Linked DNA regions of Homo sapiens: region 1 is linked to region 2. Evidence: chromatin loops called from intact Hi-C (ENCODE). Cell type or tissue: PC-3. All regions are shown on one strand. Links, peaks and the distances in the headings refer to the core of each region. The heading gives the core; the rest is flanking DNA. Region 1 overlaps LINC02661 (long intergenic non-protein coding RNA 2661). Region 2 overlaps LINC02661 (long intergenic non-protein coding RNA 2661).

The links. Hi-C counts contacts between places; a loop is a spot of excess contacts. Peaks named below come from ENCODE experiments on the same cell type or tissue, not always from the same donor. Only the 100,000 strongest peaks of a DNase experiment are listed, where the experiment ranks them.
Region 1: it touches region 2 in a loop (3-fold over the local background); 1 of 110 quality-filtered maps calls a loop at or near these places.

The regions. Positions count from the first base shown.
Region 1 is chr10:108,774,769-108,790,481 of GRCh38, reverse strand. The region is part of intron 3 of LINC02661 (long intergenic non-protein coding RNA 2661); the gene reads right to left. Among named protein-coding and RNA genes, the nearest start is that of LINC02661, 74 kb to the right of the region's middle. In PC-3, for the core only: CTCF peaks have their summits at 6,149 and 6,353 (motif pointing right); a DNase peak (open chromatin) is centred at 6,371.
Region 2 is chr10:108,713,300-108,729,012 of GRCh38, reverse strand. The region is part of intron 2 of LINC02661 (long intergenic non-protein coding RNA 2661); the gene reads right to left. Among named protein-coding and RNA genes, the nearest start is that of LINC02661, 13 kb to the right of the region's middle. RefSeq lists an enhancer at 1-20. In PC-3, for the core only: no CTCF peak of the experiment used is centred there; no DNase peak of the experiment used is centred there; H3K27ac peaks cover 394 bases.

The DNA.
Region 1 (15,713 bases), core at 5,249-7,748, 62 kb before region 2:
TCCTAGCTCCCTTCCCATGTCTCTGTTTCTTTACTTGTTTGACCTCTAAAAACCCTTGCATGGTTTTTCTGTTATTAGTCTTTGCTTTATGCAGACATAATATGTAGTTTCTACTCTATTATCCCCTCTAAATTAGAAGTACTGGGACTTCCTGTGTTTAGGTCACACCGTGCCTACTTCCTGAGACATTCCTGTCCAGGACAGGAAATACACCAGTGGTTTTCCAGCACACCAAAGCATGAGGTCTGGAATAAGTCTTGATGCCATGGACCTAGCATCTGCTGTGCCACTTGTATGGTTTAGACCCTGGACTGCCAATCAAATTAACCTCAGCTTCCTGCCCTATTGGATTCAATATGACTAGTCCTCTCCCTTGTGGCTTATTCATCCTAGACCTTGAGTGAGTCAGAAAACAAATCTGTCTCTGAATCCTGGTATACTTGCCCAATCTTAGGCATGCTACCTAGACTTTTTCATCATCCCCTCCTGCAAAGGTGAATCTTTTCCTGAATCATCAGCCACAAGCTAATGTCTTATTGTAAATAAACTCATGATCAGATCAATGACCCTTCTTCCTCTTTATACATGAGCTCCTTCTGTCATTTCTGGATTAATTCTCTTTGAATATCAGAACCAAATTAAAGCTTGGCAGAGTTGACCATACAAAGTAAGTCAAAATGCTAGCTATGACCAGAGGTCAGACTTTTAGACTGGTCAGTTTCTCTTAGCTAGTCGGGGCTTCCTCTTTCTTGCAATAGGCTAATTTTGTTGAACCTCTGGAATACACTGGAGTTGATGTCACATGTAGTGATTATTTAATACCAAATGCCGAATTCTCTTCTTTTTATCAACAGGGGGTGGAACAGAGGGAAAGACTGGGGAAGCTGACATCCATAAAACTCAGCTTTGGGACTAAAGCTAACTGATAAAAATGTGCCAGTTACTTTGACTTTTTCTGTGTTTATATCTGTTCTCTAGAATCTCCCTAGCAACAAGAATTGAAATATCATAGTTTCGTATTACTATCAAGCTGTCAGCACTCCAACAGGAATGTAGGTTTGTTTTTCTTTTATTTTCCTCTTATTTTCAAATAAATTGTATATATTTGATAGCAAATTATTTATCATAACAAGCTTAGTTACATTTTATTATATCAACACAGCCATAGAAACAATTTCTTCTGTTGTCCAAGTAATTCTAGATAAGGGAATGTTTCAGAATTTACTTGCTGCAAAACTGGTCTCTATCATTTCCCTTCCACATAAATACTCTGTTTTTATTAGAGACTAAAGGCATTCTCCTGGTTATTCTTTTAGAGGCACCATCTAGAATCAGGAATTCATGGTGACAATTAAAAGAGATCAGATGGATTTTACAGGAAGCCTGAGGCAAAGGAGAGTTTTATAAGCTGACATCAGGACCAATGTAACTTCTAAGTAGAGTCATACTGTACATTCCCACAAAAGCCAAGGGTCACTAGGCTAATATAAATTTAAAGAGAGGAAGGAAAAATGCTTTCAAATAATAATAATCATTTTTGACCTGAGGGATGTGCTAACAAACCTTCTTATGAACACGGTTATTATATTTGCTGTAGAGACGTCGATGAGCATGTTATCATTATGAAAACCTGTGGGAGAGTTTTCTTTTAGCTTCCACTAAGAGACTAGCTGCAATTTCTCTTTATCAATTGTTTGTTTTATTATTTTGTAAGCCCTGTAATTTGTGTATCAAATTGTATTTTGGAATTTGCTTTGGCTTTTAAGCAGCTCTTAGACGAATTTGCAGCTTACCTTCAACACACAAATTTTGAATATCTGACAATTTTACTTTGGGCTATGACTTTTTTTTCAATTTTATGGCCTTTGTCAATTAATTCATATTTTACTTATGATTCTCAGAAATATGTTCTATATAAGACTTCTTGTCTTATTTAATTGGATGCAATCATTATCTCTTTTTTTCTAACAGTATTGATTTATTGATTTTAATATCTTTGATCATTTGTTATCTTTAGTCTCTTTGGGAATCATTTTATTTTCTGTTTATTAAATTCTTTTTTATCATTCATGACACTCACTGTCTTCAGCAGTTGATGGTTCTTGATCACTAGATTACTTCCAGAGCAGTCTTCTTTTGCAGAGATTCTTTTCCTATTTTTTCTGTTGTCTATTTTACAGATCCTTATTTTTTGGTCTAAAAATATGTTTTTTCAACGTTTTTAGTGTTTTATGTTTCTGAAATACCATCTGATTTTAGGAGAGATGAGGAAGAGACATATAAGCTTAGTCTCTCATCTTGACTCACTTTCTTTTACTCACTGATTTTCTGACTCATGCAAAAGGAAGAACAGAGAATGTGAGAGAGTCAGTAAATCAGCTCTGACCCAATCTGAAGGCTGTGAAAAAGCAAAAGCTGAAGAGCCCAACAAGCCCATCAAAAGCAATAGGCCTGTCTCTGGTTGTGCAAAACTATAAATAAGAAAACCAGGGAGAAACAACAAATGCAGTAGGGATAATTGGCAGTTCAGCATGGGATCACTACCTAGACATAGGTGGGTTTTGAAGTGGCTACGTTGTCTGGGGTATATACCTTGGGTTTGTTGTCTCATGCCAGGAAAATTTAGGATACAGACACATATGAGGAGTTTAGAAACAGTGGTTTAGGAAGAAGAAAGAGAAAGGAAAGCAGCTTTCTCTCTAGTGAGAAAGAGGGGACTTCCAAGAGGAAAGACTGGCTGGCAGCGGATGCACTAGATTTTATAGTACGGCTTGAGGAAGCAGTGTCTGATTTACATAGGGCTCACAGATTAGTTCCATCAGGTATGACATTTACATAGCTCGTGGAGAAGGCTTGTTGCTCCACCCTAACCTTATTATGCAAATTAATTCTTCCCTTGGCCAGTGCCATCTTGTCTGCTTCTTACTGTACACATGGCTGGCAGAGAAGCGAAGATGGAGCCACCATCTTGAACATGTCTAGTCCATAGTTCCTGCCAACATTCACCCATGCAAGCTCCCAGCTTGCTTGTCTATGTCTGCAGCTCGACTTTACAGGCTACTCTTTGTTAGAAAATGATTTGGAGCTGCTTTTTATTAAAAAGAAAAGCCCAACTGAGGGCTCCCCTACCCTCACTATCTGCCTAAGTGATTTCTTCTTAACTCCTGTAGCTTTCCCTCCTCAGGAGTGGTAACCGTAACTGCTGTTAGGGGGTTTTGGGTGATGACTCTTTCTGGCTACTTCCTGCTGAAAAGGGGCATTGTGTGGAGAACAGCAGCGAGGGCTCCTCCTGCGGGTGATCTAAGGGTCCTTGGAAGAAAGGTGTGCCCATGCATCGTTCGGTCTACAGCACCATTTGAAGTTGGATTGCTTCTAGGTGAGAGGGTACTATTTGAGTTACAGTATTCAGTAGCCAAGGTCCAAACATTAGTATAAAACATTTGAGCAAGAAGGGGTTTAATAATGGAGCTGACCAGTTCCACAAAGAAGACTGGAATTCATTAAAGAGGTTTTGTAGTAATTCAGGGCTGGAGCTTGCATTTTCTCTTAACTGGTCAGTGATTTTTAACTTGATCTTAAAGCATCTGTAGGTTTTCTTCTACTTGACTAGAGATCCAGAAGCAGCATGTTTCACTTAAGACTTCATTGAGTTGCCCACACTTCTGGATTGATATCAGCTTCCACTAGGAGGAGACAAAGAGATTGTCCTGGGGCCATAAGGAGGCTGGTCCCCATATGAGCTAAAATGCCTCTACCTAATAAATGAGTGAGACTTTCTAGCACGATTAAAAAGGCATGTGCAAATAGTAGATTTCCCCATTTGCAACTAAGGGGTTGAGAAAAGTATCAAATTAGAGTTTTTCCTGAGACACCGCTCACAGTTGTGCTATGGGAAGAAGGAAGGCCTGGATTAGAGAGGAGAAGAGAGAGCCTGGCTCCAGTGTCTAGAAGGAGATCTATCTTCCTTCCTTCAATTTCCTCTAGGGCTCCTGTGCTGTAATGAAGTTTGAGCCACTGGATCTGGGGGTTCCAACCCCGGGAGCCATCAGTCCTGTTGGTCCATCCATGAGACTGGTTCTGAACCCAGTAACCTTCATCTCTGGGGGCAGTCCAATTTCCAGTGGTCCCCACCACATGCTGGACAGGGTTGTGGTGGTTTCTTCTTGCTGCCTGGGTGTGTTTTCTTAATGTGCCCTGACTTGCCACACTGATAGCAACTGGTGGATGCACCTCAGGGATCCTAGGCTTTGCAAGCCTATAAGGCAGCTACTAGAGCCTCTGACCCTCTCTTTTGCTTCCTCTCTTTCTCCTGGTCTACTGCTGGTCCCCCTCCTGGTCCCTGTTATAAAAGACTGAGGTAGTCACCTTCAGGATGTTCTCTAAAGTGCTATCTGGTCCTAAAGCCTACTTCTATAGTTTCCTTCTAGTATCAAGAGCTGCCTGTGTAATAACCTTGTCCTTTAGGATTAGCTGTCCCTCCACTGACTCAGAGGATAGGGAGGTGTGCTTTATTAGAGCCTCTCTCAGTCCTTCTATAAAGGCTGCAGGATTCTCATCTGGCTTTTGATCTATCACAGACAGAGTAATTAAGAGGATTGATTGTAGTTCTTCATAGGCCCTCCAATATGCACATTAAAAAATGTTTCCTTTTCCATTCATCTGTAGCATCATAGGGGTTCCAATTAGCATTGTCTAGAGGAACTACTTCCTTCTACTTCCTTTTCCATTTGAGAATGGTGTTTCCATTATCTCTTTGCCTTCCCTATTTTCTCCTTTCCTCTTAGGCCGACTGTAGGAGACATTTTGCTCCTCTCTGAATTTCTCTACTGCCTGCAGAGCTGCCTGCTTCTCAGTTATGGTTAGAGTTTGGCTTAGGAGCAGCGTAACATACCACCATGAGAGGTAAAATATGTGAGTTACATTTTGGAAGGCCTCTATATACCTGTCAGGGTCAGAAAATCAGCCTAAGTCTCCCTTTACTTGCCTAAGGTCATACAATGAGAAGGGAACTTGAATCCTAGTGACATCACCTCCATTGGGCACTTCCTGTCTGGGTCAGAGTGAGGGTGGGGGAGTGGAGAATTTTGGAAATGGCAGAGGTGGAAGAGCTGGTGGCATTGTTGGAGGTGGTCTTAGATAAGGGGGACTGGAAGGGCTCGCGGACTCAATAGCTGCCTCAGGTGGTTTCCCCAGAAGTTGCTTTTCTAGTCTTGGGGAATCATTCCATTTGGGGCTGCCTAATACTATTGCTAAAAGGGCTGGGTTGATTGTGCAACACTTGCAAAAGTCTGGGTTGTCTCACAGGGCAAAGAAAGCCTGTATATAAGGTACCTTGGACCATTTTCCCTCCCATCTGCAGAAAAGACCTACCTGTTGGATATTAAAATTAAGGCTCCCTTCCAAAGGCCAGGCTGGTTCAAGAGGGTAAGAAGGTAAAGCCCTTGTGCAAAAGAAAATGAGCCACTTTTTTTTTTCAAAGTCATAGGGTCAAAGGAATCCCAGTGCTTCAGAATGCACTCCAGAGGGGTATAGGCTGAAGATAATCTCTTACCCATCTAGAAAGAGAAGTGAGAAAAAGGCATCCCTTTAGTCTCCTTCCTTTTGTTGTGACCCAGGGTGGAGAGGAAGACGATGGGCACGGCCCCCCTGCTGTTTTCCTTCCTTGGTTCCTGGGTCCCCGCACCTTGTTAGATGCAATGCCCATCGTTCCAGGTGTGACCCCCAGCCATGGAACCAGAGGAACTAAGATATTGGGATTAGTCACACTCACCCATGCAGATCTAGTCCTCTGCCTGTGATTTCCCTTTGACTTCCTAGACTTGTGTGACCCGCCTGGCTCCTCAAAAGAATGGATCTTGGGAGAGACTATGTGACAATTACATTTGGGCAACTTTTGCACTTCCTTCTTTAATGGTGGAAGTATACTGGTTTGAGGTCTGTATCCTGCTATTATAGCCAGATAATTTAGTATGCTAAATTTAAATATGATTTAGTATAGCATACTAAAGCATTTACCCTTAGAGAATGGTTCTGGTTAACTTCCAAACTTAAAATCCCCTTACTAATTAAGTACCATTCTAATTCGAGGAGGAATAGGTGCCTTAAAAGAATGGAGGGACCAAATGGCCATTTTCCTGCTATGGAACAGTATCAAGACTAAAATTTGGCTTTGGAGAATATTTTACTCCTAGTTGTTGAAGGCAGGATTTTCTGGTTTATAGAAGCAACATGAAGCCTAATTTCTAGTAGAAAGGAGCAAAAGGGGAAGATAATTGGGAAGATAGAATATTTAGGTAAAGGACTGACAATGTGCCTCATGGACAGGTTCCCTCTTCCACTAGGTGGTGCTGTTGACCTTGAAATGCCATGTACTCTCCAGACCAATGGGAGAGAGACCTTGACATGCCATGTGCTCTCCAGACCAAAGGCAAAGAGATACCTAGAAATGCCATGTGCTCTCCAGACCAACTGCAGAGAGAGACCTGGAAGTGTGATGCACTCTCCAGATCGAGGGCAGAGAGAATCTGAAAATGACTTGTGCTCTCTAGACCAAGGGCAAAGAGTGATGCTCACTGTGGTGGAGGGGACCCTCTGTAGAAAATCAGAAAGATGCCTTCCCTTCCCCAGTTACTATGCATTCCCTGATCTTGCCTAACAAGATTACTTCCCTGAACCGTAAAACTTCCCACACATTGCATACACAGAGAGGATAGACGATATGGTGGTTGCGGAAAGGAAAGGAGGAAATTATGATAGAAAAGTTGGAGATCTTGTTGCTGACACCCCATAAGGCAGTTGGAGGCTGGTGTCAGTCCAGATGTCTTTGGATAACACCGGGGGGTAGCCAGAAATCCTCAGTTGCCCCAGAACCTCTTCCAGCCTCAAGTGATGGCTGTCTTCCATGAAAGGAAGCTGATACAAATATGGCCAACATGCTCAGCAACACACGGGTACTGGGGCATTCTCTATGTTCTCCCCAGCAAGCCTGTCCCCTAAGTCTTATAAGGCTAGCATCCATGCTACTCATTTTTAAATGGCTAAAGGTGGCCCAGTATTTGGTTTGATTTGGTTTTAAAATGGAGTCCAAGAGCCCCAAAATGAAAGGACAGAGTTGGAGTTCACTCCTCTACTCACCATTTTGATGACTGTTGTAACTTGGTATCCTGGATGAGGTCCCCAATATGAAACAGCTACGTTGTCTGTGTTGTATACCTGGGGTTCGTCATCTCATGCTAGGAAAATTTAGAACACTGACACACACAAGGAGTTTAGGAGTAGAGGTTTAATAGGCAGAAGAAAGAGAAAGGAAAACAGCATTCTCTCTCTAGTAAGGGAGAGGGGACTTCCAAGAGGGAAGATCGGCTGGTGGCAGATGCACTGGATTTTATAGTCTGGCTTGAGAGGAAGCAATGTCTGATTTACACAGGACTCACAGATAGGTTCAATCAGGTATGATGTTTACATAGTGCATACAGAAGGCTGGTTGCCCCACCATAATCTTATTACACAAATGAATTCTTCCCTTGGCCAGTGCCATCTTGTCTGCTTCTTACTGTACACGTGGCTGGCAGAGAAGCAAAGATAGAGCTTCCATCTTGAACATGTCTAGTCCCTAGTTCCTGCCAGCATTCACCCATGCAAGTTCCCAGCTGGCTTGTCTACAGTTGCAGCTCGACTTTACAGGCTACTCTTTGTTAGAAAATGATTTGGGGCTGCTTTTCATTAAAAAGTAAAGTTACTGAAGTCTCCCATACCCTTACTATCTGCCTAAGTGATTTCTTCTTAACTCCTAGAAGTCAGTGCAATGTCATGCATAGTTTCTCCAAATGCTCCTGTAAGTGAGTAATAGCAGACAAGAGCCACAGTAACCTCCCAGTCACCCTATGAGAATTCAGGAAAAGTGTCCGATTGCCCTCACCCTATCTTATCTTCCAGGATCTGTAGTAATTGGTATCATCATATGTGCTTCATGTGGCTGATCTGAAGTGTGGAGTCTTTCAGAGAGTAATCAGGCATCTATAGACTGGTTCTACTATGCAGAACGCTGATGATATTTGTCTTTTCTATACTGGAGAGGAAATGAAGAAGTTCTCTTTTTCTTAGAAATTAGCTCAGGGTTGGCCTCTTAGAAGGTTTTTTAGTGTGTCTAGTAAAGACATTTTGAAGAGGTCAAAGATTGTAACGGTTATCAAAAATAAGGATTTTATTATGGAAAAAATGATAATTTACTAAATAGAAAATGAATATGAAAACTAATAAACTATGTGAGGCCCAAAGTTGAGTTCATGGTGAGTTCTCAACCATTTTTCCCATTTTTATTTTCAACATATGTTTTACCAGCTGGTTAAAGTATTCAAGTCATTCCCTGTCTCTTCTCCACAGTAGTTGGCATTTTCTGGGGCAGGTATTTGAACTCAAATATATCTCTGTGGTTAAGTGGCTGTGATTTTGTATAAGACAAAGTAACAGCATCACACTCCTCTTTTAAAATGTTAAGGTTGAGACAACATTATTCCTTTAAAATGACTCCCTGGCTTTAATCCCAGTAAGAAGTAGTTAAGTAGAGTGAATTGAAAACCATATCCTTAATCATTGAAATAATTAATTCAATCTTGATATAGCCCTTTGCAACTATAAGAATTTCAATACATGTGAGAAATAAATTATTTCCTAGGACATAAAAATTAAAGAGCTCAAGAAAATCTCCCTGCAGAAGGGAAATCAGGATTACCACTCCTTAGGTTTCCTGAGAGATATGAATTTTGTCAATTTGCTGGCACAATTATTAACACAGTATATTATTTGTTTTTTTCCTAGGCCTTGCAGATCATCATTTCTTTTCACCTTTAAAAAGAAATCTTCACATACATTCATCCTCTCTCCTCACTTATATTGACAAAGATCATGGCACTAAGAAAAAAAAGTCTTTAAAACTGCATTAGTGAAGGGCATTGATATAAATGTTCCTAAATACTGATATGTACTTTTCAATGGTTATTCTTTTTCACTATCTATTCTAGTAGACTTAAAGAATATTTGAAAGAATAAAGAGAGCCTTCTTCTCTCTTAAAAGGATAGTTTGAACTAATTTTTTGATACTGCCTTCATCTTTATTATTTCTTATTTGAAGGGAGCGATCTTTATTAAGAGAGGGTGTGGCTATAGGGTAACTTTCAGATGCTTTCCAGTTGTAGGGAAGAAGTTCCCCACTGTGAGCTCCCAAGAACATTTCCTATTTACTTCTCTCTACTCTTGTCTTCCCTCCTGTCTAGCCTGGCTGAGAGCCTCACAGCATCCTCTGACTTGAATTTCAGAGTCTCCCTGAGACATCCTCCTAGCATGTAAGAGAAACATTGTTCTAAAATGGTAATCCAAGGACATAATGATTCATATTGAATTCAGTTTTTGAAATTATATTTAATTAAATGCAGTTATGTTTATTTTTTGAATAGATAATGCATTTTTATTGTTCAAAATTCAGTAGGTACAAAAGTTACAAAGTAGAAATTCTGCCACGTGCCACTTATCTCAAATTCCAGCTGTCAGGCTTTCTTCCCTAGAGGAAACCAATGTTATTAGTTTATTTGTATTCTTCAGCAGATGTCATTTTTTTTCTCACTTTCAGAAACATGCATATTGATTGTATGTTTTTCATTTAACAATATATCCCAGTGGTAAATCCATAATAATATATGGAACTTTTTTATTTTTTAAAAAAGTGCATGGTACTTCATTATGGAATAGATGTTTAATAATTTATCTAGCCCTACAAATTAGCGTATATTTCATAACTCAGGTTGTTATTTTGAATGATAGGAAGGAAAGATTAACATGGAAAAGAAGCGTAGGGGCAAATTATAAAGAAATTTGGTGAAAGACTTTGGAATTAGTGGGAAAAAAGTTAACCATATTTGTGTATATGAGTGAAGTAAGAATTAAAATTATGTGATATAAAAATCAGTTCAACGACAAATTGAGGGTACTGAAAATAAATAATGTCTTTCTCTTGCCTAATTGCCCTGGCCAGAACATCCAGTACTATGTTGACTAGGAGTTGTGAGAGAGGGCATCCTTGTTGTGTGCCAGTTTTCAGGAGTAATGCTCCCACCTTTTGCCCGCTCAATATGATATTGGCTGTGGGTCTCTTATATATGCCTCTTATTGTTTTGAGGTATGTTCCTTCAATGCTTAATTTATTGAGTGTTTTTAACATAAAGGGATGTTGAATTTTATTGAAGACCTTTCTGCATCTATTGAGATAATCGTGGTTTTTTGTCTTTAGTTATTTTATGTGATAAATCACATTCATTAATTTCTGTATGTTGAACCAAACTTGCATCCCAGGAATGAAGCCTACTTGATTGTACCGGATAAGCTTTTTGATGTGCTTTGGAACTCAGTTTGCCAGGATTTATTTGAGGATTTTTGCAATGCTGTTCATCAAGGATATTGGCTTGAAGATTTTTTATTGTTGTTATATCTCTGCCAGGATTGGGTATCAGAATGATGCTGACCCCATAGAATAAGTTAGGGAGGAGTCTCTCCTTTTCAATTTTTTGAAATAGTTTCATTATAAGTGGTACCAGCTCTTCTTTGTGCCACTAGAATTCAGCTCTGATCCCATCTGGTCCTGGGCATTCAAATAGGAGGAGATGAAGTCTTTGTTTGTAGATGACATGATACTATATCTAAAAAACCCCATTGTCTCAGCTCAAAATCTTCTTCAGCTGATAAGCAACTTCAACAAAGACTAAGTATACAAAATATTGTGCAATAATTGCTAACATTTCTAAACACCAACAATAGGCAAGCTTAGAGCCAAATAATGAATAAACTCCCATTCACAATTGCCACAAAAAAGAATGAAAGACCTATCAATACAGCTAACAAGGAAAGTAAAGGACCTCTTCAAGGAGAACTCAAGCCACAGTTCAAAGAAACCAGAGATGACATAAAAGGAGAAAAATTCCATGCTCATGGATAGGAAGACTCAGTATGGTGAAAATAGCCATACTGTCCCAAACAATTTATAGATTCAATGCTATTCCCATTAAATTACCATTGACATTCTTCAAAGAATTAGGAAAAAAAACTATTTTAAAATTCATGTCTAACCAAAACAGAGCCCAAATACCCAAGACAGTCCTAAGCAAGAAGAACAAAGCTGGAGGCATCATGCTTCCAAATTTCAAACTATAGTACAAGTCCACAGTACTCAAAACAGCATGGTACTAGTACAAGAACAGACACATAGATCAATGGATCAGACCATCTGCTCTTCAACAAACCTGACAAAAACAAGCAATGGGGAAAAGATTCCGTGTTTAATAAATGGTTCTAGGAGAACTGGCTGGCCATATGCAGAAAACTGAAACTGGACCCCTTACTTACACCATATACAAAAATCAACTCAAGATGGATTAAATACTTAAATGTAAAACCCACAACTATAGAAACTGGAGAAGAAAATCTAGGCAATACCATTCAGGACATAGACATAGGCAGAGATTTCATGACGAAGATGCCAAAAGCAATTGCAACAAAAGCAAAATTTGACAAATGGGATCTAATTAAACAGCTTCTACACAGCAAGAGAAACTATCATCAGAGTGAATAGATAACCTATAGAATGGGAGAAAGTTTTTGCAATTTATCCATTAGACAAAGGTCTAATATCCAACATCTATGTGGAACTTAGGCAAATTTACAAAAATAAAACCCAACCCCATTAAGATGTGGGCAAAGGACATGAACAGATACTTCTCAAAATAAGATATACATGCAGCCAGGAAACATGAAGAAAAGCTCAACATCATTGATTATTAGAGAAATGCAAATGAGATACCATCTCACACCAGTCAGAATGACTATTATTAAAAAGTCAGTAAACAACAGATGCTGGAGAGGTTGTGGAGAAAAAGGAATGCTTTCACATTGTTGGTGAAAGTGTAAATTAATTCAACAATTGTGGAAGACAGTGTGATTATTCCTCAAAGACTGAGAGGCAGAAATACCATTCAACCTAGCAATCCCATTACTGGGTATATACCCAAAGGAATATAAATTATTACATTATAAAGATACATGTGGCTGGGCACAGTGGCTCACACCTGTAATTTCAGCACTTTGGGAGGTCAAGGTGGGCAGATCACTTGAGGTCAGGTGTTCGAGACCAGCTTGGCCAACGTGGTGAAGCCCATCTCCATTTAAAAAAAAAACATATATATACTCATATATATATACACACACACACATATATATACATATATACATATATATGCACATATACATATATATGCACATATACATATATACATATATACATATATATACATATGTGTGTGTATATATATACATATATATGTATACATATACATATATATGTGTATATATATATACATATATGTGTGTGTGTGTGTGTGTGTGTGTGTATATATATATATATATATATATATATATATAAATTAGCTGGTCATGGTGGTACCTGCTTGTAATCCCAGCTACATGGGAGGGTGAAGTGGGAGAATAGCTTGAACCCAGGAGGTGGAGGTTGCAGTGAGTCAAGATCATGCCACTGCACTGCAGCCTGGGCAACAGAGTGATATTATGTTTCAAAAAAAAAAAAAAGATACCTGCACGTGTATGTTCATTGCAGCACTACAGTGAAGACATGGATTCAACTTAAATGCCCATCAATGATAGACTGATTAAAGACAATGTGGTACATATAGACCATGGTATACTATGCAGCCATAAAAAGAAAAGAGATTATGTCCTTTGCAGGGACATGGATGGAGCCGGAACCATTATCCTCAGCAAACTAATATAGGAACAGAAAAACCATATCCACGTGTTCTCACTTATAAATGAGAGCTGAATGATGAGAACACATGGATACATGGGGGCAGGGAACAACACACACTGGGGCTTGTCAGGGGACAGTAGAGGGAGGGAGAGCATCAGGAAGACTAGCTAATAGATGCTGGGCTTAATACCTAGGTAATGGGATGATCTGTGGAGTAAACCACCATGGCACACGTTTACCTATGTAACAAACCTACACATCCTGCACATACATATACCCCTGAACTTAAAAGTTGGAAATTTTTTTAAAAAGTAAATAATGTAACTGCACCAGGGTTTGCTGAGGAATCTGTCATTATTTCCAGACTATGATACAACGATGACATTTTTGTACCTTAAAGAGGGCTTCTAGGCCTTGACTGTGTGTGTGTGTGTGTGTGTGTGTGTGTGTGTGTGTGTATGACAGAGAGAGAGAATGTGTTTGCTGGGGGAAGTGTTACCAGTGAAACTGATTCCCTTCTGTAGTACCTTATAGATATATAGAAAGAGGACTCAGCCACTCTTGTGGTATTAAAAATGCCAGCCAGCAGCTAGTAATTTTGTTATATTTTTCAGCCGTATGATTTTATATGTCATATAGCTAAGCAGCATTATGCCAAAGACCATATTTGTTGACATTGTTAGAAAATGTTGTAATAATGAGGTGCTTGAAATGATCCCCCTTGGCCAGGCACAGTGGCTCAGGCCTATAATCCCAGCACTTTGGGAGGCCGAGGGAGGCAGATCATGATGTCAGGAGTTCGAGACCAGTCTGGCCAACACAGTGAAACCCTGTCTATACTATATATATATATATATATATATATATATAAATTAGCTAGGTGTGTTGGTGTGCACCTGTAATCCCAGCTACTCAGGAGGCTGAGGCAGGAGGATCGTATGAACCCAGGAGGTGGAGGTTGCAGTGAGTCGTGATGGCACCACTGGACTCCAGCTTGGGCAACAGTATGAGAATCCATCTCAAAAAAAAAAAAAAAAAGAAGAAGAAGAAAGAAAGAAAAAGAAATGATCCCCTTCCCTCAGTACTGGAATGCACTTGGGTATTGGATTGAAAGAGAAGTACAAAAGAGATTCTTTCCTAACCTTTTCTTTCGGAAAACTCAGGAAAACATTGAACTACTAATGCATTAAAAATCTATAACAAACATTTAATTTTAAAAACTATGAATAAATGATCTAAATCTATTCTAAGCAGTTTTGTTTACCCTGGTATATTAATTGTGGTGGCCAGAAGGAGAGAGTGGAGGGCTGCCTGGAATGCTTTTGACATCCTGTTCAGCACCTGTACACCTTCACCCTCTCTCCCACAAGCTGAAATGTATAATTGTCATGCCTTAATCATGAATTATGCATGACTCTTGATTGTGGTTGGATATTTTGACCTGTAAATTCACAGATGACGTTTTCATTTAGCAACTGGGAATTCAAATTTATTTATTTTCATTTTTCGCAGATGTAATACCCTTCCTGGGAGAATAGAGTATTCCAGGGCCCTTTGAATTATAGATGACATCTGGGCTGTCATTCAAAAATGAATCTAGGGCTCTCACTTCTACTGCAGGCATTGAATGAGAAAGGAACAATTCACATATTGCCAAGTTGTCTAGAGCTCATAATTTTATATATTGCAATATAGAGATACCATCTCATGTCAATCAGAATGGCAGTTATTAAAAAGTCAAGAAACTACAAATATTGGCGAGGCTGTGAGAAATAGGAATGCTTTTAACACTGTTGGTGGGAATGTAAATTAGTTCAACCATTGTGGAAGACAGTGTGGCAATTCCTCAAAGATATAGAACCAGAAATACCATTTGACCCAGCAATCCCATTACTGGGTATATACCCAAAGAAATATAAATCATTCTGTTGTAAGGATACATGCATGCAAATGTTCACTGCAGCACTGTTCACAATAGCGAAGACATGGAATCAACCTAAATTCCCATCAATGATAGACTGGATAAAGGAAATGTGGTACATATGTACCATGAAATACTATGCCATAAAAGGGAACGGGATCATGTCCTTTGCCATAAAAGGGAATGGGATCATGTCCTTTGCAGAGACATGGATGGATCTAGAAGCCATTACCCTCAGCAAACTAACACTAAAACAGAAAACCAAACAACTCATGTTCTCACTTGTAAGTGGGAACTGAACAATGAGAACACCTGGACACAGGGAGGGGAACAACACACACTGGGGCCTGTTGGGGAGGGCAGGGGCAGGGAGAGCATCAAGTTAAAACGCTAATGCATGTGGGGCTTAATATGTAGATTATCAACTGATAGGTGCAACAAACCACCAGGGCACATATTTACCTATGTAATAAATCTGCACATCCTGTCCACGTATCCCAGAACTTAAAATTAAAAATAAGTAAAAAAAGAAAAAAAATCAACCCAACAAGGCAGGTTAGTAAGATGAGCAACACTTGAATGAAAGTGTTAATATATGGTGCATTTCCAGTTTTTATATCTTTTAACCTAAAGGTGGGTCATGATTCATGTGAGAGGATCAGCTAAAACTTCAATACAATTCCTGAAATTTCTCTGGCCTGAAGAACCAGGGGAAGAATTTGGAACAACCTTAGCTTACAACCACTAGAAAATGAGGGGAGAATCCCAGGGACAAGACAACCAGAGAAAGAACAAAAACTATTGCCTAAATCTCCATTTCTGAAACATGCAAATGTGTAGCGAACTGCAAATAGCCAAGCTACGGATAAAAACTTAGCTGAGATTTTAGCTACCCCAAAGACATTTTGAGGTTCAGTCTAACTGACTTATTGTGTGTTATACACACACACATTCCATTTAAAGACACTTAAAATAATAAACGTATAA
Region 2 (15,713 bases), core at 5,460-7,959:
TCTGTATCCAATCCACCACTTATAGGCACCTAGGTAAACTTCATGACTTTGCTGTTTTGAATAGTGCTATAATAAACCTACGAGTGCAGGTTTCTTTAGGATAAAATTATTTTTTTCCCTTTGGGTAGATATCCAGTATTGGAGTTGCTGGCTCAAATGGTAGTTTTATTTTTAGTTCCTTGGGAAATCTCCATATCGTTTTCCATAGGGGTTGAACTAATTTACATTCTCACCAACAGTGTATAAACATTCCCTTTTCAATACAACCTCACCAACATCTGTTATTTTTTTACTTTTTAATAATAGCCACTTGACTGGCTATTAATAATAGCCACTTGACTGGCTATTAATATAGCCATTTGATGGAATCTCATTGTGGTTTTGATTTACATCTCTCTGATGATCAGTGATGTTGAACATTTTTTCATATTTTTATTGGCTGCTTGTATGTCTTTTGAAAAATATTTGTTCCTGGTCTTTGCTCACTTTTTAATGAAGTTAATTTTTTTTTGCTTATTGATAAATTTAAGTTCCTTATAGATTCTGAAAATTAGTCTACTGTCAGAGGCATAGTTTGCAAATGTTTTCCCCCATGCTATAGGTTGTCTGTTTACTCTGTTATTTCTTTTGTGGTGCAGAAGATCTTTAGTTTTATTAAGTCTCATTTGTCAACTTTTATTTTTGTTGCATTTTCCTTTGAGGTCCTGGTTATAAATTATCTGCCTCAAACAATGTCTTGAAGACTTTTCCTAGGTTTTCTTCTAGAATTTTTACAGTTTCAGGACTTACACTGAAGTCTTTAATCTATCTTGAGATAATTTTTCTATATGGTGATAGGTAGGGGTCCAGTTTCATTCTTCTGCATATGGCTAGACAGCTTTCCCCACACCATTTATTGAATAGGGAGTACTTTTCCCATTGCTTATTTTTGTAAACTTTGTTGAAGATTAGTTGGTTGTAGGCATGTGGCTTTATTTCTGGATGCTCTGTTTTGTTTCATTGATCTATGTGTCCGTTTTTGTAGAAGTACCATGCTGATTTGGTTACTGTAGCCTTATTATATAGTTTGAAGTAAGGTAATATGATGCCCCTAGCTTTGTTCTTTTTGCTTTAGATTGCTTTGGCTTTTTGGGCTATTTTTGGTTCCATGTGAAAATTATGATAGTTTTTTTTTTCACTCTGTGAAAAATGACATTGGGAGTTTGATAGGAATTGCATTGAACCTGTAGAATGCTTTGAGAAGTATGATCATTTTAGTGATATTGATTCTTCTAATCCATGAGCATGGGAAGTTTTTCTATTTGCTGTGTCATCTATAATTTCTTTCAGCAGTGTTTTGTAGTTCTTTTGTAGAAATCTTTCACCTTTTCAGTTATATTTTATTTGTGTGTGTGTGTATATGTGTGGCTATTGTAAATGGGATTGAATTCTTGATTTGGTTTCCAGCTTGAACATTATTGGTGTATAGAAATGCTACTGATTTGTGTACATTGACTTTGTATTCTAAAACTTTACTGCTGTTGTTCATCAGGTCTAGCAGTGTCTTTGAGGAATCACTAGGGTGTTTTAATTATAAGATCTTATCAGCCAATGGAGATAGTTAGACTTACTCTTTTCCTTTCTGAATGTACTTATTTCTTTCTCATGACTATTCTGGCTAGGACTTCCAGTACAATATTGAATAGAAGTAGTGAAACTGTACATCCTTGTCTTTTTCCAGTACTTAGGGGGAATCGTTTCAACTTTGTGCATTCTGTATGATGTAGGCAGTGGGTTTGTCATAGATGGATTATATTATTTTTAGGTATGTTCTTTTGATGCCTAGTTTACTGAGGGTTTTTAATCATGAAAGAATGTTAGATTTTATAAAATGCTTTCTCTGTGCCTAGTGAGATGATATATTTTTTTTGTTTTTAATTCTGTTCATGTGGTGAATCACATTTATTGATTTGCTTATGTTGAACAATTCTTGCATCCAGGGATAAAACTCACTTGATCATGGTTAGTTATCTTTTGATGTGCTGTTAGATTTGCTTTGCTACTGTTTTCTTGACAATGATTGCATCTGTGTTCACCAGAAATATTGGCCTGCAGTTTTCTTTTGTTGTTGTTGTTGTGTCCTTACCAGATTTTGGTTTCAGGATTATACTAATTTTGCATAATGAATTAGAGAGGAAACACTCCTCCTCATTTTTTTTTTTTGTAATAGTTTGAGTAAGATTGAAACCAGCTCTTCTAGTAAACTTTGGCTGTGAATCTCTCTGGTCAAGGGCTTTTTTTGGATGGTAGTTTTTTTATAATTGATTTAATTTTGAAATTTTTCATTGGTCTGTTCAAGATTTCAATTTCTCTGTTTTGGTACCAGTACTATGCTGTTTTGGTTACTGTAATCTTGTAGTATAGTTTGAAGTCATGTAGCGAGATGCCTCCAGCTTTGCTCTTTTGGCTTAGGATTGACTTGGCAATGTGGGCTCTTTTTGGTTCCATATGAACTTTAAAGTAGTTTTTTCCAATTCTGTGAAGAAAGTCAATGGTAGCTTGATGGGGATGGCATTGAATCTATAAATTACCTTGGGTAGTATGGCCATTTTCATGATATTGATTCTTCCTACCCATGAGCATGGAATGTTCTTCCATTTGTTTGTATCCTCTTTTATTTCATTGAGCAGTGGTTTGTAGTTCTCCTTGAAGAGGTCCTTCACATCCCTTGTAAGTTGGATTCCTAGGTATTTTATTCTCTTTGAAGCAATTGTGAATGGGAGTTCACTCATGATTTGGCTCTCTGTTTGTCTGTTGTTGGTGTATAAGAATGCTTGTGATTTTTGTACATTGATTTTGTATCCTGAGACTTTGCTGAAGTTGCTTATCAGCTTGAGAAGATTTTGGGCTGAGACAATGGAGTTTTCTAGATATACAATCACATCGTCTGCAAACAGGGACAATTTGACTTCTTTTCCTAATTGAATACCCTTTATTTCCTTCTCTTCCCTGATTGCCCTGGCCAGAACTTCCAACACTATGTTGAATAGGAGTGGTGAGAGAGGGCATTCCTCTCTTGTGCCCGTTTTCAAAGGGAATGCTTCCAGTTTTTGCCCATTCAGTATGATACTGGCTGTGGGTTTGTCATAGATAGCTCTTATTATTTTGAGATACGTCCCATCAATACCTAACTTATTGAGAGTTTTTAGCATGAAGTGTTGTTGAATTTTGTCAAAGGCCCTTTCTGCATCTACTGAGATAATCATGTGGTTTTTGTCTTTGGTTCTGTTTATGTGTTGGATTAATTTATTGATTTGCATATGTTGAACCAGCCTTGCATGCCGGGGATGAAGCCCACTTGATCATGGTGGATAGGCTTTTTGATGTGCTGCTGGATTCGGTTTGCCAGTATTTTATTGAGGATTTTTGCATCGATGTTTATCAAGAATATTGGTCTAAAATTCTCGTTTTTTGTTGTGTCTCTGCCCAGGTTTGGTATCAGGATGATGCTGGCCTCATAAAATGAGTTAGGGAGGGTTCCCTCTTCTTCTATTGATTGGAATAGTTTCAGAAGGAATGGTACCGGCTCCTCCTTGTACCTCTGGTAGAATTCGGCTGTGAATCCATCTGGTCCTGGACTTTTTTTGGTTGGTAAGCTATTGATAATTGCCACAATTTCAGAGCCTGTTATTGGTCTATTCAGAGATTCACCTTCTTCCTGGTTTAGTCTTGGGAGGATGTATGTGTCGAGGAATTTATCCATTTCTTCTAGATTTTCTAGTTTATTTGCATAGAGTTGTTTACAGTATTCTCTGATGGTAGTTTGTATTTCTGTGGGATCGGTGGTGATATCCCCTTTATCATTTTTTATTATGTCTATTTGATTCTTCTCTCTTTTCTTCTTTGTTAGTCTCGCTAGCGGTCTATCAATTTTGTTGATCTTTTCAAAAAACCAGCTCCTGGATTCATTAATTTTTTGAAGGGTTTTTTGTGTCTCTATTTCCTTCAGTTCTGCTCTGATTTTAGTTATTTCTTGCCTTCTGCTAGGTTTTGAATGTGTTTGCTCTTGCTTTTCTAGTTCTTTTAATTGTGATGTTAGGGTGTCAGTTTTAGATCTTTCCTGCTTTCTCTTGTGGGCATTTAGTGCTATAAATTTCCCTCTACACACTCCTTCGAATGTGTCCCAGAGATTCTGGTATGTTGTGTCTTTGTTCTTGTCGGTTTCAAAAAACAGATATAGACTAACGGAACAGAACAGAGCCCTCAGAAATAATGCCACATATCTATAACCATCTGATCTTTGACAAACCTGAGAAAAACCAGCAATGGGGAAAGGATTCCCTATTTAATAAATGGTGCTGGGAAAACTGGCTAGCCATATGTAGAAAGCTGAAACTGGATCCCTTCCTTATACCTTATACAAAAATGAATTCAATATGGAATAAAGACTTACATGTTAGACCTAAAACCATAAAAACCCTAGAAGAAATCCTAGACAATACCATTCAGGACATTGGCATGGGCAAGGACTTCATGTTTACAACACCAAAAGCAATGGCAACAAAAGCCAAAATTGACAAATGGGATCTAATTAAACTAAAGAGCTTCTGCACAGCAAAAGAAAAGAAACTACCATCAGAGTGAACAGGCAGCCTACAGATTGGGAGAAAATTTTTGCAACCTACTCATCTGACAAAGGGCTAATATCCAGAATCTACAATGAACTCATACAAATTTACAAGGAGAAAACAAACAACCCCATCAAAAAGTGGGTGAAGGATATGAACAGACACTTCTCAAAAGAAGACATTTATGCAGCCAAAAAACACATGAGAAAATGCTCATCATCACTGGCCATCAGAGAAATGCAAATCAGATCCACAATGAGATACCATCTCACACCTTTTAGAATGGCAATCATTAAAAAGTCAGGAAACAACAGGTGCTGGAGAGGATGTGGAGAAATAGGAGCACTTTTACACTGTTGGTGGGACTGTAAACTAGTTCAACCATTGTGGAAGTCAGTGTGGCGATTCCTCAGGGATCTAGAACTAGAAATACCATTTGACCCAGCCATCCCATTACTGGGTGTATACCCAAAGGATTATAAATCATGCTGCTACAAAGACACATGCACACGTATGTTTATAGTGGCACTATTCAGAATAGCAAAGACTTGGAACCAACGCAAATGTCCAACAATGATAGACTGGATTAAGAAAATGTGGCACATATACACCATGGAATACTACGTAGCCATAAAAAATGATGAGTTCGCGTCCTTTGTAGGGACATGCATGAAACTGGAAACCACCATTCTCAGCAAACTATCGCAAGGGCAAAAAACCAAACACCGCATGTTCTCACTCATAGGTGGGAATTGAACAATGAGAACACATGAACACAGGAAGGGGAACATCACACACCAGGTACTGTTGTGGGGTTGGGGGAGTGGGGAGGGATAGCATTAGGAGATGTACCTAATGCTAAATGATGAGTTAATGGGTGCAGCACACCAACATGGCACATGTATACCTATGTAACAAACCTGCACACTGTGCTCATGTACCCTAAAACTTAAAGTATAATAATAATAAAATTAAAAAAAAAGATTTCAATTTCTTCCTGGTTTAATCTTGGGAGGTTGTGTGTTTCCAGCATTTTTTTCATTTCCTCTAGGTTTTCTAGTTTGTGCATTTAAAGATTTTTATAGTAGTCACTGGGGATCTTTTGTATTTCCACGTGTGTAACGTCACTTTTGTCATTTCTGAAGTTGCTTATTTGAATCTTTCTTTTTTTCCTGGTTAATCTAGCTAGTGATCTGTTAATTTTGTTTATCCTATCAAAGAACCAACTTTTTGTTTTTTGATTATTTCTATCATTTTCCTATTCTCAGTTTCATTTAGTTCTGCTATAATTTTTGCTATTTATTTTCTTCTTTTAGCATTGGGTTTGGTTTCTTTCTTGTTTTTCTAGTTCTTTTAGGAGAAATATTAGGTCGTTAACTCGAGATAGTTCTACCTTTTTGAGGTATGCATTTAGTACTGTAAGCTTTCCTCTTAACACTGCTTTTGCTGCATCCAAGAGGTTTTGGTATGTTTTGTCTCTATTTTCATTTGTTTTAAAAAGTGTTTTTGATTTTTGCCTTAATTGTTTTGTTTACTAAAAAGTTCTTAAGGAATAATTTGTTCAGTTGCCATGTACTTGTGTGGGTTTGAGAGTTCCTCTTCATATTGATTTCTAATTTTATTCCACTGTGGTCTAAGAAGATACTTGATATTATTTCAATTTTTTTGAATTTATTGAGATTTGCTTTATGAGCAAACATGTAGTTAATTATATAAAATATTCCATGTACAGATGGAAAAAATGCATATTCTGTGGTTGTCGAATGGAGTATTCTTTAGATGACTACCAGGTCCAATTTATCAAGTGTCCAATTTACTTCTAGAATTTCTTTGTTAGCTTTCTGCCTTGGTATACTGCTGTCAGTGGGGTGCTGAAGTAGCCCACTATTATTGTGTGACTCTCTATCTCCTTTCTTACATCTAGTACTGTTTGTTTTATAAATCTGGGTGCTCTGATGTTGGGTTCATACATATTTAGTGTAGTTAAGTCTTCTTGTTGAATTAAGTCGTTTATCTTACATAAAGGCCTTATTTGTCTTTTGTCTTTTTTTATTGTTGATTTAATGTATATTGTAGCTGATACAGGAATAGCCATTCTTGCTCATTTTGTTTTCCACTTACATGATTTCTTCGTCTCTTTACTTTGAGCCTGTGGATATTACTAGATGTGACATAGGTCTCTTGAAAGTAACAGAGGTTAAGCCTTTTTTCAAATCCAATTTGTTACTCATGTCTTTCAAGTAGAGTACTTAGGCTGTTTACATCCAAGGTCAATATTGATATTTGAGGTTTTGTTCCTGTCATATTGTACTAGGCTGTTTACATCCAAGGTCAATATTGATATTTGAGGTTTTGTTCCTGTCATATTGTTGCTAGTTGGGTGCTTTGTAAACTCAATTGTGTAATTGCTTTATAGGATCTGATAGCTTTGAACTTATGTGCTTTTATGGTGTCAAGTATCATTCTTTAATTTCATTCGGAAGCTCTTTGAACATTTCTTGTAGGGTTGGTCTGGTGGTGACCAATTCTTTCAGTGTTTTCTTTTCTGGGAAAGACTTCTCCTAGTTTATGAATCTTAGTTTGGCAGGATATGAAATTCTTTGCTGACATTTTTTAAGGAGGCTAAAAATAGGCCACCAATCTTCTTTGCCTCATAAGGTTTCCACTGAAAAATCTGCAGTTAATCTGATGGGATTTCCTTTATAGATAATTTGGCTGTTTCTCTACCTATCTTTAAGATTTATTCTTTTGTGTTGACAATGGATAATCTGATGACTGTATGCCTTTGGAATAGTCATTGATATACTTTGGCTCTGTGTCCCCACCCAAATGTCATGTTGTAATCCCCATTATTGGGGGAGGGACCAACTGGAGGTGATTGAATCATGAGGGCAGATTTCTCCCTCACTGTTTTCTTAATAGTGAGTTCTTATGAGATCTAGTTGTTTAAAAGTATGTAGCGTTTCCCCTTTTGCCCTCTCTCCTGCTGGCCATGTGAAGATGTGCTTGCTTTCCCTTCACCTTTTGGCATAATTGAAAGTTTCCTGAGGACTCCCCAGCTATGCTTTCTCTACAGCCTGTGGAACCATGAGCCAATTAAATCTCTTTTCTTTATAAATCCCCCAATCTCAAGTAGCTCTTTATAGCAATGTAAGAGCAAACTCATACAGTCATCTAATATATTATCTTCTTCTTTGATATTTCTTTTATCTGGATGTTGACCTCCCTAGCAAGGTTAGGGAATATTTCCTCAATTATTCTCTCAAAGTTGTTTTCCACCTCTTTTATTTTTTATCATTCTCTCTCAGAGATGCCAATAATTTCTAGGCTTGATCATTTTACATAATTCCATATTTCTATAATTCCAAAGGCTTTGTTAGTTTTAAATTTTTTTTGTATGACTGGGTTAATTTGAAAGACATCTTCAAGCTCTGAAATTTCTTCTTCTGCTTGATCTAGTTTATTGTTAAAGCTTCCTACTATATTTTGACAGTCCTGTCACGAAATTTTCTATTCCAGAAGTTCTATTTTTTCTTGATATAGCTATCTTGTATGTCATAAATATATTAATTTATGACATTAATATATGTCATAAATTGTATGTCATTAATATATATCTTGTATGTCATTAAATATAATCAGTTTATTGGATTGTGTTAAATTTCAACTTTCCTTTGGAACTCATTGAGTTTCCTTGGATCCATATTTTGAATTATTTATCTGTTGTTTCAGGCTTGTCAATTTGGTTAGGATCCATTTGCAAAGAGCTAGTGTGATCCTTTGGTAGTATCAAGACACTCTGGCTTTTTGTAGTGCCAGTGTTTTTGTGTTTATCTCTAAGGAGCTGTTGCTTCTTATTTTTGAATTTCCTATCATTTGGTTGGGATATTTTTAAAATTCTTTTTTCCCTTTATGGTATGAGTATGGTGTATTTTGTATATGATCACTTGGCTTTGTTTCTGGACACATTCAGTGGGGCAGTGCTGTGTTTGTGTTGCTTGGTTGTGGATAACTTCTGTGCAGTGACTTTCTTGGATGTTGCTTTTATAGCTATGCATTGGACAAATGAGTGGACACACTATTTTCTGTGGGTCTGAGGATGTGGAGGTCAGCAAGCTTGTCTTGTGGGCAAGCACTAAGCCTTTCTGGAAGGAGGTTTGTTATTTGGTGATGCATTTTAGACCGTAGTCCATAAGTGGAGCTTAAGAGTAATAGCTTGCTCATGCCCAGATAGGTCGATAATGGGTGGAAGCACCTGCCCTGACAGGGGGTGTTGGGAAGAGATCATGTGTGGTGTGCTCTTGTCTCAAGGGAAGGGGAAGAGTGAGTGCACCAGTTCTTCATCCTGAGCCAGCAGAAACCTGGTTCATTTCCCTATCACACCTGTGTCTCTGGGCTCATGACCTTCAGTTCATAAAGACTTGACCTCTTGTTTGCCAACCACAGTGCAGCTGTGGGCCACGAATACACTCCATCAAAGTGGGCTTGGGCAGAACCTTTTCCCTGAGTCCAGTACAGACAACTCTGTGATATTTCTTATCTCCATTGGTGAGATACTGTCACTCTGTGTAGGAAAGGGGACTTGGGTCCAGTCCTTCATGTGTGCCCAAGCAGCAAGGGCTCACTTTCAGCAAAAGTCATGCCACTGTGAAAAGTGCTTAAAATGCTTTCTCCAAGTGCACATGTGCAGACTTCCCAGTGGGAAGAACCACTAATGTGTCCACACCAGTTGACAGGGTATGGGGGGTGGGAGATGACACCCTCCCCACATCTATTCCCAGGTATCAGCGCTGCCATTTTCATCAATTTGTGCCACAGAAATGTGTCCTTTGTCCCAAAGGAGGTTTTGGTGGACTGTACTCCCCCTTTTTTCGGAGTGGTCCATGCTGAGGGTTAGATCTCCAGGGGATTCCACAGCTCTCCAGGGACCCATCATTAGCCTGTGCTTGCCAAAATCAGACCAGGTTGTGAGGTACATTTATGAAGAATCTGGTGGTGCAGTGATTCAAGAGCAGAGAATCCCCAGGCAGAGCAGTGGCCCACCACAGGGGAACAACAAGTATGGTTCCCAATGCCTCAGTTCAGGTGTGAAGGCAGTGCAGGCATGGAAACCTGGTTCTTTCCTCAGGAAACCCTAAATCTCCACTGACAGCATTGCCCTGGATCATGAGGACAGAGGGGCTCATTAACAGTTTGGTCACAAGGGTGAGGGAAGGAGAGAAGCACTCCCACCTATCCTTTCCACAGAACTTCAAGTTCCCCTGGGGTTGGTCTTTGCCAGAGTCTTGCTGCTTTTCTCTTGTGAACACCAGCTTCTCCCCATGGACACGATGAGAGGTCCTAGTTTTCTTCACTCAGTTTTCCATTCAGAACTTGTCCGTTAACCTGTAACTTTCATCTTTTTTCTTAGGAAATCTGGCGTCCAATGTCCTTAGTCAGCCATTTTGAAAAAATACTGCAATTTTTAGTTCTAAATTATCGATTTGGTTCTTTTTCATAACTTTTATTTCTCAGTTGAAATGTTTTATTTATTCATTTGTTTCAAGAGAATTGGTAAATGTACATTAAAAAATTTTTATAATAGCTGGATTTAAAATCTTTATCAGACAATTTCAACATCTAATTCACTTTAATGTTGGCATATCTATCCATGATCTTTTCTTATTCAAGTTGTGATTTTCCTGGTCCATAGTATGATAAGTTCTTTTTAAAACTGAACCCTATACATTTTTGATATTACAATATTCTGAATCTTGTATTCCCCCTGTTGATGTGTAGCATGAGGGCAAGGGGGCACGTATGTTTGGCTTTCTGCTGGATCCCCTCCTCCACCTGCTCCAACTGGAAAAAGTGGAGTGTTGCCCCTTTGCAAATAGATCAGCTAGAAATTCAGCTTCCACATCCCTTTTAAAAGTGGTGTACCAATATTAGTTCCCTACTGTGCCCTTCTGACACCACGAGGAGGGAAAACATATCTGAATCACATCACTTTATTGTTTTAAGTTGAGGCCTGCCGCTTAGCTCCACACTAGGCCTCACTGACATTAGGGGAAGAATGGGAATAAACAAAGTGCTAACCAACTTCATTTCCCAGGCCCTTGTTAAATGGGGATGGGAGTGGAGAGTCAGCTTGACCCTGGAATCCACTAATTCTACCCTGGAAGGATAATCAGAGTATGTTCTAGAGTATCTGGCTTCCACCAGATAAAGGATGATGATCCGCTCCCTACTGTGACCCAGTGACACTACTGGAGCATGAGATTTGGAGCATTCCTTCTCTAAATAAATAAAGAATTGATGGTCAACTCCCTATTCAGTCCTGCAGACATCACTAGGCAGAAGATTTGGAGCATCACTGCCTGCTTCTACAGGATGCTTCTCTAGTGGTAGGGTAGAAGGTCAGCTCCCAGTTGGCCCGAGTGAAACTGTGGGAGTGGTATGCGATTGGGATTTCTGTGGTGTTTGCCTGGAGTAGGTTGTGTATTGGGATTTTTTTTCCTCCTTAGGTTACCCATTTTCTGTTATTTTGGCTAAAGGAGACAGGCTTTTCTTGGATAATTTTTTTTTCCATGCCTGTTGGCCATTACAGGTTAAAGGCTTATGCAATATCCTGCCCAAGATATATGGGAGGAAGTAAGAAAACTGAGGATACTCATTACCATGTTGTTCAAGTACTGAGTACTTGAGGCAATCCATCTTCAATACTCTTCCAAAGCTTGTTTATTATGTTATGTCCAGAGTTTTTAGTTGGGCTAAATAAAAATGACCACTCCATCTTTGCCAGAATCAGAAATCCTCTGATAATCTGCTTTTAGAAGTCCAACCCAAATGTAAAAACACATTGCCAAGAACAAATCCTAGAAGCAATAATGCAGGCAAGTATATTAAGAAAAATTTACATTACTTAAAAAGATATGCTTTTTTAAGTCTCTCTGGGAACATTATTTTCATTCCAACAGTAAATATGGTAATGACAAATTTTCAGAATTAGTTCACTAAAGCATTCTCATTATGGAATTATTTTTGGTAGCATTTTATTACACAGATTGTGGTTATTGTGCCTTTTAAATGTATTTCATAATTCTTATTTTTCCAAAATTTAAATGTTTATTATTTTATTTAATAAACTAGTATGTCATTTGTTTTCAAAACCTGAGTTAATGAAGATTAAAATTCATGTTGAAGACTATTATTTTATTTAAATATGTATTTAAAGCTCATTATATATTTAAGTATATATTTAAACCTTACATATAAACATACATGCATACATATATGTGTGTGATATATATACACACAATGTATATTTATACACACATGTAAGACGTAAAAATATATATACACATATGTAATACATACACACATCATTTAGTGCCTAGAAGATCATTTACATCACATAAAAGTCAGCACTGTCATTTATCTGTTACTCTTTCTATATGGGTACATAATGTGTTTTGTGTAAATGATGCTGAGCCCCAGCTTAGCAAGATCTTTTTCCAAATGTGTATTTATCAAGGATGCACTTGTGCTGTGTTACAAGCGCTAATGTATGGACAAAGCTAATCATTAATTACAAATGCTGCTAATTATTATAGAAGTTTATAATCATATACAAGATGGAAGGAGCTTGCAATCTGGTATGATGAATTGAATTTACAAAATCCTTAATGATTCTGCAAAATCACAGCCAGAATCCTTGGGACACTCTGGAGCCTTAATTGTATAACACTATTGGCCCAATCTGGAGGAAGGAGGCAGGACTTTTATACCCACAAGTCAGCCAATATTTATCTGTGGCCTACTAATCTCTCAGTGATAGAGAATAAATATGCAGGCAAAGCAGCTTCTGGTTGAAAGCAGTTCTCAGAGGTAGGAGGCTCCTGTGGAGTATTAGCTGACAACACTCACAACAATTATGTGATGAATGCTCCTGTACATGTTTTATGGTTTGAATTGTGTCCCTTGTAAAATTCATATGCTGATGTGCTAACTCTAAGTACCTAAGAGTGTGACCTTTGGAGACAGTATCTTTACAGAGGAAGTCAAGGTGAGGTCATTAAAATGAACCACAAGCCAACATGACTGGTATACATAAAAAAGGAGAATTCAGACAGAGAGACACACACAGAAAAAAAAGACAAAATGAAGAGACCCGGTGAGAAGACAGACCTCTGCAAGCCAAGGAAGAGGCCTGAAACAGATCCTTTACTCACAGCCTTCAAAAGAAACCAACACTGCTTCAGCTTGATCTCTGACTTGTAGCCACTGGTCAACCTGTAGTATTATCATTACAGAGAACCCGCATGAGTCTCAGTCTGGGTGCTAAATACCACTTTTGTTTAATGCTTCCCTTTTGTATCTCAAACATCAAATCCTTTTTGTCCACACAAAACATCTTATGATGCTAACCAAGACAATAGATAACTATTGTCAAGGTTGTCAGTTCTCAGTTCATGGATGTGGTGTTGCCTCCTTTCCCTATTACCCCTCTACTAACCTACAAAGGCAGATGGGGTATGACATGGTTTGGGTTTTTGTCCTGACCCAAATATCTTGTCATATTGTAATCCCCAAGGTTGGAGGATGGGCCTGTTGGAAGGTGATTAGATTATGGGGGTGGATTCCTCCCTTGCTGTTCTCATGAGAGCGAGTGAGTTCTCATGATATCTGGTGGTTTAAAAGTGTGTGCCACCTCCCCCTATTCTCTATTCCTCCTGCTCTGCCATATAAGATGAGCCCTTTGCCTTCTATTATGATTGTAAGTTTCCTGGGGCCCCCCAGCCATGCTTCCTGTACAGCCTGAAAAACTAGGAGTCAATTAGACATATTTTCATTTTAAATGACCCAATCTCAGGTATCTTTATAGCAATGTGAGAATAAACTAAATTGGTACAGATAGTGGGGCATTGCTCTAAAGATACCTGAAAATGTAGATGCAGCTTTGGAACTGGATAATGGGCAGAGGTTTGAACAGTTTGGAGAGCTCAGAAGAAGAAAGGAGATGAGAGAAAGTTTGGAATTTCTTAGAGACTTGTTAATTTGTTGTAATTAAAGTGCTGATAGTGATATGCACAATGAAATCCATGCTAAGGTGGTTTTAGATGAAGATGAAGAACTTACTGGGAACTGGAGCAGAGGCCACTTTGTTATGCATTAGCAAAGAGGTTGGAGGCATTGTGCTTCCATGCTACAGATCTGTGGAACTTTGAACTTGAGAGAGATGATTTAGAGTATCTGAAGGAAGAAATTTCTAAGCAGCAATACAATCAAGATGTGGCCTGGGTGCTTCTAGCATCCTATGCTCAAATTTGTAAGTCAAAAATGATATAAAATTGAAACTTATTTTTAAAAGGGAAGCAGAGCATACAAGTTTGAAAAATGTGCAGCCTGGTCATATGGGAGAAAAGAAAACCCATTTTGTGGGGAGGAATTCTAGAAAGCTGCAGAAATTTGCACAAGTGATGAGGAGCCAAATGTTGACAACTAAGATAATGGGAAAAATGCCTTGAAGGCATTTCAGAGACCTTCGTGGCAGGCCCTTCCATCACAGGCCCAGAGAGCGAGGAGGGAAGAACAGTTTCATGGGCCAGGCCCAGGGCCCACTGCTCTGTGCAGCATCAGGACATGGCACCCTCTATCATGGCTGTTCCAGCTCCAGCAGTGGCTAAAAGGGACCAATGTATAGCTTGAGCTGTTGCTTCAGAGGGTGCAAGGCAAAAGCTTAGGTGGCTTCCACATAGTGTTAGGCCTGTGGGTAGAGAGAAGGCAAGAGTTGTAGCTTGGGATCTGTAGTAGTTTGTTTTCATACTGCTGGTAAAGACATACCCAAGACTGGGTAATTTTTAAAGAAAAAGATATTTAATGGACTCACAGTTCCATGTGGCTGGGGAGGCTTCACAATCATGGCAGAAGGTGAAAGCATGTCTTACATGACAGCAAACAAGAGAGAATGAGAGCCAAGTGAAAGAGGTTTCCCCTTGTAAAACCATCAGATCTCATGAGACTTATTCACTACCATGAGAACAGTGTGAGGGGAACCACCCCCATGATTCAATTATCTCCCACTGGGTCCCTCCTAAAACACATGGGAATTAAGAGAGCTGCAATTTAAGATGAGATTTGGGTGGGGACATAGCCAAACCATATCATTCTGCCTTTGGCCCCTCCCGAATCTCATGTCCTCATATTTCAAAACCAATCATTCCTTCAGCATTAACTCAAAAGTCTACAGTCCAAGGTCTCATCTGAGACAAGGCAAGTCCCTTCTCCCTGTGAGCCTGTAAAATCAAAAGCAAGTTAGTTATTTCCTAGACACAATGGTGGTACAGGCATTGGATAAATACACCCATTCCAAATGGGAGAAATTGGCCAAACCTGGGGCTAAAGGTTACATGCAACTCCAAAATCAAGAGCAGACAAATCTTAAAGCTCCCAAATGATCTCCTTTGACTCCATGTCTTACATCCAGATCACACTGATGTAAGAGATGGGTTCCAATGGACTTGGGCCTTTGGCCCTGTGTCTTTTCAGGGTACAGCCTCCTTCCCAGCTTCTTTCATGGGCTGGCATTGAGTGTCTGTGGCTTTTCCAGGCACACAGTGCAATCTGTCAGTGGATCTATGATTCTGGGGTTTATAGGATGGCGGCCTTCTTCTCACAGCTCCACTAGGCACTGTCCCAGTGGAGACTCTGTGTGGAGGCTCTGACCCCATATTTTCCTTCCACACTGCCTAGCAGAGGTTCTCCATGAGGGCCCTGCTCCTGCAGCAAACTTCTGCCTGGACATCCAGGCTTTTTCATACATCCTCTGAAGTCTAGGATGGGTTCTCAAACCTCAGTTCTTGACTTCTGTGTACCTGCAGGCTCAACAGCACATGGGAGCTGCCAAGGCTTGAGGCTAGCAACCTCTGAAGCCAAGCCTGAGTTGTACCTTGGCCTCTTTTAGCCATGGCTAGAGTGGCTGGAACTCAAGGAACGAAGTCCCTAGGCTGCACACAGCAGGGGGGCCCTGGGCCACGCCCATGAGACCATTTTTTCTCCTAGGCCTCCAGGCCTGTGATAGGAGGGCCTATGGCAATGGTCTCTGACATGCGCTGGAGACATCTT